Regions from separate parts of the Homo sapiens genome. Here region 1 is linked to region 2. The links are chromatin loops, found by intact Hi-C in ENCODE. Cell type or tissue: gastrocnemius medialis. All regions are shown on one strand. Each heading gives the region's core, and the rest is flanking DNA. Links, peaks and the distances in the headings are about the cores only.

Region 1 (4,000 bases), core at 1-4,000, 140 kb after region 2:
TGACTGTTAATACCATTTGTCATTGCTGAAGCACTGATTTTAGCATGGCCTGCTTGCAAAATGGTAGTGGTCATATTCTGGATACTTAACGTCTGCCAACCCCCGTGCTAGTTGTTATGGGGATAAAGAAGTGAATGAAACATGGACCTTGCCCTTGTATACAAGGAGACTTCAGTAAAGAGTACAGCTCTAAAGTTAGATAGATTGGATTTGGATCCTGACTTTGTCACTAGCTGTGTGTACTTGAGCAATTGTTTAACTCTCTGTGACCCAGTTTCTTTATCTAGAAACTTGGACAATTGACTACACCTACTTCATAGGGTTATTATAAGTATTAACTAAATAGACAAAACTTGTAGAACCATTTGTTACACATTGTAAGTGCTAGCTATGTTAGCTAACAATAACTATTAATATAATTGGAGACCTTGGAATCCAGTGGTGGGGGAGACCTATTGTGAAGATTCTTCTGTGCTATGCTAATAAGGAATTTGGACTATAATCAGAGGTAACAAGATTAAATTTGCTACTTTAAGTTAGTAATTCTGGCAATGATTTGGAAGAAGCACTGTGATGGAAAGTGATTCTTTTCCTCCTAAATCAGAGATTCTGTATCGTTTTTTTCCTGTCTCTACACTATTCACAAAGTACGGAATACTTCATTAACCATCCATCCATTCACCCATCCATGCAACAAGTATTATTTGTTTTCTTTTTGCCAGGCACTGGGGATACAGCAGAGAATAAGACAATCAGGGTCTTTGTTCTAAGGAACTTACAGTCTACTGGGGGACATTACAGAACAACTAAATTTATAAGATAATTGCACATTGAGATCTGTTCGGTATGCAGATCTGGCCCCCTCCTTATTTAAAAAGCTTCAGTGCCTTTATATAATCTCAGAATAAAGTGTAAGACCTTTTTACATGACATATGACGGGTGAGACTCTGTAATCTGGCCTCTGTCTCCCTGTCTAGGCTCATCTCTCTTCCCTACTTGCTTTTCATTTTATTGTCACATAATACTGATCTGTTCATGGGTCTCTGTACCTGCTGTTCTCTTACTTGCCTTTGTAACCCCGCAAATTCTGCCCTTCTACCTGAGATAACTGTATCCTTATTTGCTTGCTTAACTGTATGTTATCCTTTAAAAGCAACAAATGTGTCACTTCCTCCAAAGAGCATTCCCTGATACTCCACCCCTCCACCATAAGATGAGTTAGGTACCTCTTCTAGTACTGTGTAATTCCCTATCCTTATCTTTTATCACTGGACTTTGCTATTGTCTTAAAATTGTCTCTGCCTGAATCTTCAAAAATTGTCTCTGTCTGAATCTTGTCCTTTAGGGCAAAACATTTTTATTCTTACCTCTTAGAACAGTGCTTGGCACATGGTTGTTATGCTATACATTTATGTTGAACAAATGAACTACCAATTTGCTAGCAGGTCATTATCATATTAGACATTGTAAGAGTCTAAGGCAGTATCAGTGGAGACGGAGAGAAGAGGCTAGTTTCAGGAAGTATTTATAAAGCGGAATCAAAATGTTATAGCAGACTAGATATAAAAAGAGATTTGAGGTAGGAAAACTGCTGATTATGCCATTGCCTGACATAGGGATTCCAAGGGAGTGGGAGCAGGTGAGGAGCCATGATAAACTCAGTTTGCAGCATGCTAGTTTTAAAAAATGCTTGGCTAATAATACTATATTATTTCCTTGAGATTTGGTAAGAGCAGGTATTAAGTTCCTCATGACACCCACAGATGGTAATGATGGGTGGCAATAGATGTGTTAATTCATTTGTGGTAATCATTACACAGTGTATATCAAGTCATTACATTATACACATTGACTATATACAATTTTTGTTTTTCAATTAAGTATTTATTAAAAGGGAGCTTGGAGTCTATCCAGAAAGTAGTAGATAATAGACAATTACAAATATGGATACAGAACTTAACAGAAGTCAGAGCCTAAAACTATAGATTTGAAGTTATTTGCCTGCTAATGGTGTTTAGAACTAGTAGAGTGTTTTTCACCCAAGAAAAATGAGTGGGAAGCATTTGAAATGGTTTTATGGATGAGGTAGCATTTGAACTAATGTGTTTGAGAAAGCTCAGAAGGGCATAGTGACTAGGGAAAATTATTTTGTTTTCTTCAGTGATTGAGAATCTTCTAATTTCCTTAGTACATTTTCCTTTAAATTATTCCATATGTGATTTCTGCTTTCTTTATCATAAAATTAGTTGGTATATTCATTCTGAAGATCACAGAGATTGAATACTTGTTTTAGTGTTATTTTTCCTCTTCTGGGCCAAATTCCAGATTTTGAGTTTTCATCTTACTATTTTCTTCCTCATCATCATTTTGCTATCTACACACTTATATCGTTGAACCAATAACTGAATAACTTGTGATTTGTTGATTTAGAAAGCTTAGCTCTAGAAATGTTCTGTCTGGCTTGAGTGTTTTGTATGGTCAGCTTGGTCATTGTGTCCCTGTAACTGGAGACACCTGTTACGTTCCTCCTCAAGTTACTATTTATGAGGCTCAGCAAGGCCCTCAACTAAATCTTACGTGGTTTAATCTTTCCTGCCTTCCTCAGGTTTATGTGGGAGGGGTATTTTCATGACTCTGGCAGCACTGTTTATTTTGCTGCTTTCTGTTAATTAAATGTCATCTAATTTTTTATATGAATCTTTATAATACAAAGACTAAATTTAGATCTAAAATCAATGTTTTTTTATTCATTGTTTTCCCAATTATGCTGAATATATGACAGTAAGTTAAATGTCTGAGAGGAAAACATATCTTATCACTTGCTTAAACATGTCTTGATTTGAGCAGTTTTGCTTAAGCCTAGAGTCTTAGTACTTCAGCGTGATATTATCAGGTGAGTCATGTTATTATCATCTACCAGACTGAGACTTGGGCATATGTGACCATCACCTCAATTTCTGCAGAAACAAATATTTTATCTGTACCAATAGCCCTTGATTTTTCTCCACCTAGCACAACATAAGAGATACAACAGTAGCAGTGGCACGCTTGACAGTGATTTTTTTCCTGGGATTTGGGAGCTTATCAGAATCTCCAGGGGTACTTTATAATTTCAAAAAGTCCCCCAGGTGTGATTCTGATTTGCTTCCTTTTCCTCCTCCTGCTCTGAGAATCACCGTTTCTTTAGAAGCATCAGCATAAATAGGCACATGTATTAGTATCTTCTCCTGGTATGGTTGAGCTCCCTAACTCCCAAACCCCCATACTTGCCTTTTGAGTGATCTCCATTAGTTCTTTCTAATATCATAACTTTTGAAACAAATGTCTGTCACCAAAGGTATGGCTACCACCAAAACAACCTCGTTCATGTTTAGAAGCCTACAAAGCTTGAGGGCCAGGTTTAATAATACAGTTTAAATGGGAACCCTTTTTAAAGACTTACACTCAGGTCTGAGATTTATATTAACACTGACCCCCTCCCCCAGTTTTATTTTAACATTTTATGATGAACATTTTCAAACTTATACTGACATGGAAGGAATTTCAAGAGAACACCTGTATATCCACCTCCTGGATTCTATAACATTTTAATAAACTTGTTCAGTCACACGTCTACCCAAATATTAACCCCTCTATCCATGTATCGAGTCATCTTTTTAATGCATTTGACTGTGAATTGCAGATGTCAGTAAAATTTCCCCTAAATACTTCCAGCTTGCATATTATTACCTGGAGCTCAATATTTGTTAAGTGTTTTTCTTTTGATGTAAATTTATATACAGTGAAGGGTCCAAATCTTAAGTGCTTCTTAACTGAGTTTTAACAAATGATAAATCTGTATAACCTAAGCCCCTATCAAGATATAGAAATTTAACAACCCCTTTTTTCTGCCCAGTTATTTCCTCTTGACTTTACATAGTCTCTGAATTAAAGGTAAGAAAAAGATTTGTCAGTGCTTACAGGACAAATAGAGATTGATGTTTAATGACAGCAGATTTC
Region 2 (8,006 bases), core at 1,508-5,507:
ACTTCCTGAATTATTATTGCTTATTTTTCATAGTGTTAAGAGATACACATTCATACAAACACAACTATTTTCTAAGAATCTCTTTTCAATTGAAATGTCTGAAATGAGACAAAGAATTCAGAAACTGGATGTCAAGGATGCTCAGTAAGCATCCTTGAAATTCAATCCAAGGAAGCCAGAAAAACGATCCAAGACTTGACAGATGAAGCAGTCATATTAATAAATAACCAAACTGAACTTCTGAAATTGGAAAATTCACTATAGGAATTTCAAAATACAGTTGAATGCCTTAACAACAGACTAGACAAAGCAGAGGAAAGAATTTTGGTGCTTGAAGACTGGTTATTCTAATCAACCTACACAGACAAAGAAAAAGAAAAAGGAGTTTCAAAAAATGAATGAAGCCTCGGAGAGATATGGGATTATGTAAAATGATCAAACCTACAACTCATTGGCATTCCTGAGAGAAAAGAAGTGACAGTAAGCAAGTTGAAAAACATATTTCAGGATATAATACATGAAAAATTCCCCAACCTTGCAAGAGAGGTCGACATGCAAATTCAAGAAATTCAGAGAATCTCTGAGACATATTATGCAAGATGACTATCTCCAATGTACATAGTCTTTGGCCCAGTGGGGTGGCTCACGCCTGTAATCCCAGCACTTTGGGAGGTCAAGGCGGGCGGATCACGAGGTCAGGAGATGGAGACCATCTTGGCTAACATGGTGAAACCCCGTCTCTACTAAAAATACAAAAAATTAGCCGTGTGTGGTGGCGGGCGCCTGTAGTCCCCGCAACTCGGGAGGCTGAGGCAGGAGAATGGCGTGAACCCGGGAGGCGGAGCTTGCAGTGAGCGGAGATGGCGCCACTGCACTCCAGCCTGGGCGACAGAGAGAGACTCCGTCTCAAAAAAAAAAAAAAAAAAAAAAAAAGATGTCCTTAGAATAACAGAATAGATGCAATTCAGCTGTTTTGCTTTACGCTTTTTTTACTGCAATTATTAACTCCTATATTCATCTTTACTTTGCATAAAGTCTACAAAAATACATTTGAAATAAAAGGTATTTGGAGCATTTTCTCCATGCACAAGATTGAAATTTTCCTAATGTAGTAATCTTTTCCATGCCCAGAAAAGGGCATGAATAAGTCCCATAATAACTTTAGAGAAAGAACAGCAAAATATAAGTTGGTAATATTATCCTTCTGAGGATTGTGCTTTCTATCCTTAGGGGAAAAAAAGAAGGTTTCAAACTAAGGGCAGCACAGATTGGAAAATCTATGCTACAGAGTAATTACTTGTTTATTTTGTTTTACCCTACTAAATGTAAACTTCATGAAGACAGGGGTTGTTGTCTGTTTTGTTCATTGCTCTAATCTCAGCATCCAAAATAGTGTCTTGCACATAGTAGGTGCTGAATGAATATTTGAGGAATAAACAAATTAATGAATTGCATCTTCATGGTGTGATTGTCAGAAAATTTCTGAATCCCTAGAAGGTCAGTGATACTCATATTGAAAAGTATATGTATGTAGTTTATATATCTCGTATACATGAACAAATGTATATAAATATATATCCAAAGTATGGTAGAAATACTTTTATTTATCAGGTTTTTAACCATCCATCTGTGGCTTCTCATTATTAGAGAAGATTTTGGAAAGTTTTCTGTGTTTACTCTGAGAAATCCATTTGTTTCCATTTTCTACTGTCTTATCAAGAGTCTCACAAATAATATCTGTTTCACTTCTGATAATACTAAAAACTTGCTTTACATACCAAGGCAAATGACAAAGTGGTTTACTGAACAGTACATTATACTTCTCAGGGGAATCTGTTTTACAGAAAATACTAATCAAAGACCATATCTTAAGAGAGTTGTGTAATACAACTGGATGATCTATAAAAGAAAGTAATGAAACATGTACAATGTTGCTAATGATTATGGTAAAATGCAAGAGAAATGCAGTAAAAAGCGTATCAAAATACATTTTAAAGCATTTTCATGTAAATATTTACAATTAATGGACACTGAACATCTTCTAAATATAAGACACATGATAGTGGTGGGCAGATATAAAGGCAAAGATGGTAAGCACTATGAGGACAGGGACTCGTCTCATCCATCTATTAGGGGAGTCAAAATCAAGTTTGGTTTAGCAAACATTTATTAAATTCCTACTATGCACCGGGCTTAGGTTAGGTGCAGGAGTGAAAAAGATAAATGAGACTTGGTGTCTGTCATGCTGTACAGGGGTTTATAATTATGGTATTGCATGTCTGGGTGTGTATTTTTGTGTGGATATATGGGGATATGTGTACTCTATAGGAATCGTCATAAATGCAGTATGGCGGGTTAAGACAAAGTCTAGCACCATGTAGGGAAACAGCCCACACACGGAGACGAAAGGAGGAGGAGGTGGAAGCCCAGCGACATCCTGGGAATAACTGTTAGCTAGAGAATGGGAAGATCATTCCATGCTGAAAGAACAGCATGAGCGTGGTCAGAGACTGGAAAGAAAACAATGTCTGGGGAACCACAAGCATCTTAGCGGATAGGTGGTGTCAGGGAAGGCCCACTACTGCACATTATCTTTGATTTATTTTGAAACTCTTGTAAAATAACTACACAAGAAATTTCTGTCGTCAAAAAAGTATCCTCCTTCATTCCCAGCATCCTTCCCCTTTTGCTTTGGTGTTGTCAGACAGCGGAGTATTAAATAATCGGGGGCAGGGTGGGGGGCGGTTGGAGGGAAGCGGTGGGAGGCGACAGACCTTGAAGATACTTATGAGAGCTATGTTAGCTGTTAGACATAGACGACCTAAAGCCCCTCATCAGATACAATCACTTTAATATAAAGACCATTTTACCTTAATTATTTCTACGGTAGCTTATGGAAACTAATAGATTGGAAACTAAATGTAAACTAAGGAGAATCTTACATGAACTTATCTAGTTGGTGCGGAAAATCGAATTCAGACTCAACAGACGCTTATCCAGCGCAACCATGCTTTCATATATTTTTTCCCTCCTGTAAAGCAAGGCTAATTTATTGCCCGAGTGGCTGTCTGGACTAACTGGAACAAATACGGACGCGGTGGGAGTTCCATTCTGGCGAAACTAGGGTGAGAGGTTTTTTGTGGGTTTTCATCGAGGAGACATGGAAACGAAAAAGATATGGAATATATTCTGAAAGTATTGGTGTGAAAAACCATGCCTCGAGGGCCAACACGAAAGTACAGAAACGATGGCGGGAAACAGTTTTTTAGGCTGGAATGAAAGTCTCCTTTGTTCACAGAGCAAACCGCCTTCAATTTCACTCCGCTCTCCGTGTCTCCTAACAATTTTGCTTCAGTATTGTCAAGGGGTATCCAAGTCTCCCACATTCATCCTAGCTAACGGAATAAAAATCTACATTTCTTTCCTACTTCAACCCTCCAGGCTAAATGAGCTACAGCATTCAGCCTGGAAAATGAGTCGAGCTTTTAACTTACGTGTAAACATTTTAAATATAATACTGTAGTCGCCTGCCTGGACCTTCCACCCAAGAACTACAACACCCAGAATGCACTGTTTTCTTTTCCGCCTTCCACGGAGGGAATGCCTAACTTGATCTCATTTCCACAAGTAATAGTCACATGACACGTTTCCCGTCAAGATGGCGGATACTCTCCCTTCGGAGTTTGATGTGATCGTAATAGGGACGGGTATGTGTAGCCTGGTGCTTCCTGGACAAAGTTTAGGAAGACTGTCTTGTTTCTGTTTTTTCTGTCAGTGGCGAGTTTTGGGACAAACATCGTGGGTCGAGAGTGGGAGGGAGAACTGAAAGGAAGTGAGGTAGTCCGGAGTCAGCGCGGGAGTTGGCAGTTACAGGGAGGGGCTGGGACCCGCAGTGCTTATCGCCATTTGAGTAGGGGTTGATCTGGTCGATGCTGATTGCTGAGGTTGGTTGCTGCGGTGATTCCTGTTAATTTCCTTAGAGGGAAGTGGATGTGCAGTGTCATGAAATGGAGGGTCGGGATTTTATCAACGGAGACGACTTTGGCAAGACATTATGATTCCTTCCTTATTGATTTCAAGGTGATATTCCCCATCATTTTGTCTCGCCATTTCATAGGACTTTTTCATAGATTTGTATGATCTTAGCATACATCGCAGCTCAGACACAGCTTAATCCTCAGTTTTACAAGAAAGATGCTCAATTATTGCCCATGTGCGTATGAATTTACTAGGGAAAGTAAACGGATTCTATTTTGTTGAGAAACCTAGGGAATTTTATTTTGTTGAGGTAGCCATTATTCCTGCTTTATGGTGCTTAAAGCATCTTGCTTTCTACCATCAATAACTAAATGTGCTGAGAATAAGGTCCTGAGTTCCAGTTCAGGTGTGTGACCTTATCTAACTCTTGTTTTCCCGTCGTTTGTTCTTCATGTTTTGGGTGGAACCAGAAACTCCTCTGCAGTTTCTAGTTGACATATTCAGTGTACAACACGTAGCAGAACACATATGGCAGCAATTTCAATTTTTTTTAATAGTGTAAGGGATGATCATTTTAGATGGAATGAAATAGGTTGTTTGATGGGGTTTTTTACTGTTTGTAGAATGTGGTAGGCCAGAGAAGCTCTGGTGGATGGGACCCTGTCCATTGTGTTAATGAATTCAGTTCGTTGTCTTCTCATACAGCCATGATTAGGAGCAGCCATGTTTTCAGGTTGGGAGTAAAAATAATAGCTACCTGTTTTCGAATGCTTAAAATTTCCTAATCACTGTGCTAAGCACTTTACAAGCCGAACATAATCCTCACAACCTTGTTAGAGTAGTAGGTACTCTCTGCATTTTGTAGAAGAGGAAAAGGGGACTTGGAAAAGTTGTAATTTGCTCAGGATCACACAGCTGGTAAATTTCCAAAGGCCCATTCCATCCCAGGAAAACAGTCAGTGGTTCTGATCCTCAGAGTTGACCCATATTCGTAGAAACAATTGAGAAAACTTGGTTTTAGGTCTTGCTTAGTGCTAGTATGAATTGCTTGAATTGGGAGGGCCAGGCACTAAATCTCTCTGAGCCTCAGTTTCCTTGTTTTTGAATATAAGGAAGGTAAAATAGATGGTCTTTATGTTGTCTAACAAAAAATGCCTGGGTAACAGTTCTCAGAACAGCATGGACAGGTTTATTCTTAGCCTGAAAATAACTGCATGGCTGCAAATAACCTGGTTGTAGCTGCTATGAACAGATGTTGGATGAGAGCTGGAAAGAGCCAATGGACTATTCATTTTTTCTTTTAAGTCTATACTAAAACTGAGAACAGCATCCATTTTGGAATAGTTGTTATACCATACTTGAGTTTTATAATCTTGCTTTTTTTGTGTAGGAACTTGAGGTGTTTTTAACAATTTTTTTAATCAACAATTTTTTTTTTCAGGTCTGGGTTCAAATTTTAATTGATGAATGTTAATTCTTATGAATGATGCTAATGTTTTTCATAAATATTTTGCCTTCTGTACAGTTCAGAATTGGAAGACATCCATCCTGATGGAGTCTGTTATGGTAGAGGTAGGAAGTTACAGTGAGTGAGCCAGAGAATTGCATCAGGTGACATCGCTTATATTTGGAAAAATACTCATTTTATACTTATCCCAGTGAGTGCAATGTTATTTTTCAGTGTTTGGGAAGAACTTATTTGAAGTTAATCTTAAAACTTAAATTTTTCATATTGTTTATTGGTGACACATTCTAGGTTTTATCAAGCACATTGCTTAAATTTATGATATGTAATTTTGCTTTTAGGTACATCAAAAGTGTAAAAATTGAATAAAAGAGTCATTCCCCAAATAAATGATTCCAACAATTCCAATCATGATTTAATTTGATTTATTTTTTAGTGTGCTTGGGATATTTCTCTTGTGAAATAGTTTGCTGAAAGTAGCCTTTAAAATGTTTGCTTTATTAAATGTATTACATTGAGCAAATCATAGAAAAAGCAGTGTTTCATAGATTCAGTTGTATTAATAAAAGTAGAAGCAATAATGCATGCATCAGAAACATGAAGAAATAGGCTATTAGATATACTTTTTAGCAGATTTAGTCCTAGTTAAAATGTCATAAAGGAACAATTGCTTCATCAAGTATAATCATGGAAGATAATATTTTATAATCCCTTTCACCTTGATTAACTTGCATTATCATTTTCTGTAATGCAAGATGGAAATTGTTCCTTAAGATCATATTTTCGAGAGATTATGGAAAAAAATAAACTTTGTATTTTCTTAGTTAAGCCCATTTCCTTCTGATTAGAAAATACAGTAAATATCTCTTGAACATCCAAAGACAGAAGAGTAAGCTAAAGTGGAATTGCGGAAAAAATAGAAGAAAATGGAATAAAGAAGGAGGGCCAACTGGAGTCTCAAGGGAGAGGATAAAAATAGATATATGTGGTAAGGGTCTAGAAGGTGCTCTTCAGCTTGGGTACAGAATTGTCATTTTCAGGGTATTTTGCCATTTAAAAAGTCATTTAAATGACAGTTTTGTGGATTATAGACAAGTACCATTGGTTGAACGTTAAAAGTCGTCCCAGTAACATTACATCTCACTGGAGGTGACTTATCTGGAAGCCTGTGTAATCTGCAGCACAGCAGAGCCAAGAACTCAACAGAAGAGCAGTCAAGATGGAAGTTATAAGATCTATATGATAATATTGACATGCTTCATACATAGGGGAATCCCTGAGATCATCACTTAGAACATATTCATCCTCATTTTAAAAATAATTCTAGCAAGCTCAGCATATTAGAACCACCCCCTTAGAAGATACAAGGAATGTTATCAACTTCTGCAAAGACTATGTTTGGTGGGGTTGCTATTAGACATACAAATGACAGTTTGTATAGGAAAGGGAAGAGAAAAACACCTAAAATGCAAACTTACATCAAACATCACAAAGGCCTGATAACATTTAGTGTAGTGACAAATACTCATTTTTCAGGTCATTCAACCCACATTTACTGAGAACCTAGTCCCTTCCCTTGTGAAGTTTACTGTATTGCCTATTCTCAGGAACGTTCTGGCCTTCCTAACAGTCATATCCCCAAAGCTGTTCTTAAGACAATGTAGGCTTTTCATTGCATCCTTCTTTCTTTTTGAAGACCATGTAGACATTCAGCCTGCATTTTTTCTTTTTAAAAGCACACTGCTCACATCTTTTGGAGTTCTTCCCCTAAGATGGGCTGCAGAGTAGGTTAGCTTAATTTTTCTACTGCATAGGATAAACACATATATTCTTTTGATTTAAGAGTTTTATTGTTAGCCAAGCATGGTGGCACGGGCCTGTAATCCCCATTACTCTATAGGCTAAGGCACAGGCATCCCTTGATCCTGGAAGGCGGAGGTTGCAGTGAGCTTAGATGGCACCACTGCACTCTAGTCAGAGAAACAGAGTGAGACTGTCTCAAAAAAAAAAAAAAGTTTCATTGGCCAGGTGCAGTGGCTCAGGCCTGTAATCCCAGCACTTGGGGAAGCCGAGGCAGGTGGATTGCTTGAGCTCAGGAGTTTGAAACCTCAGCCTCCCAAGTAGCTGAAATGGGTGACACAGCAAAACTGTATTTCTACAAAAAAAATACAAAAATTAATTGGGTATGGTGACACGTGCCTGTAGTCCCAGCTACTTGGAAGGCTGAGGTGGGAGGATTGCCTGAAACTGGGAGTTTGAGGCTGCAGTGAGCTATAGTTGTGTCACTGCACTTCAGCCTGGGCAACAGAGCAAGACCCTATCTCAAAAAAAAAAAAAAGTTTTATTGCTAAAGATTATGGGGAAAGAGAAGGGATAGCAAAGATAAACATGGAAATTATAAGGAGTACTGCCCCTAAATCCTGATTATCTTGCTAGATAGTGTTTAGCACCATACAGTAGTAGATGTGGCAGCATGGTGTATGATAATCACATGACCATCCTATTGTGTGATTTTGGGAAAATTACAGAATTTCTTGTGACATCATTTAGTTCATCTGTAAAG

Evidence for each region. A loop is a pair of places that touch in the nucleus more often than their neighbours do. Peaks named below come from ENCODE experiments on the same cell type or tissue, not always from the same donor. Only the 100,000 strongest peaks of a DNase experiment are listed, where the experiment ranks them.
Region 1: a loop joins it to region 2, with 2.4 times the contacts of the local background. A loop is called at or near these places in 1 of 110 quality-filtered maps.

What each region holds. Positions count from the first base shown.
Region 1 is chrX:85,902,785-85,906,784 of GRCh38, reverse strand. All of the region lies in intron 9 of CHM (CHM Rab escort protein), which reads left to right. It overlaps MIR361 (microRNA 361), which reads left to right and starts at 3,078; the gene lies at 3,078-3,149. In gastrocnemius medialis, for the core only: no CTCF peak of the experiment used is centred there; no DNase peak of the experiment used is centred there; H3K27ac peaks cover 2,463 bases.
Region 2 is chrX:86,043,185-86,051,190 of GRCh38, reverse strand. It overlaps CHM (CHM Rab escort protein), which reads left to right and starts at 3,633. Exons shown (of 15, transcript NM_000390.4): 1 at 3,633-3,707. The coding sequence starts at 3,659. In gastrocnemius medialis, for the core only: no CTCF peak of the experiment used is centred there; a DNase peak (open chromatin) is centred at 3,650; H3K4me3 peaks cover 2,204 bases; H3K27ac peaks cover 1,580 bases.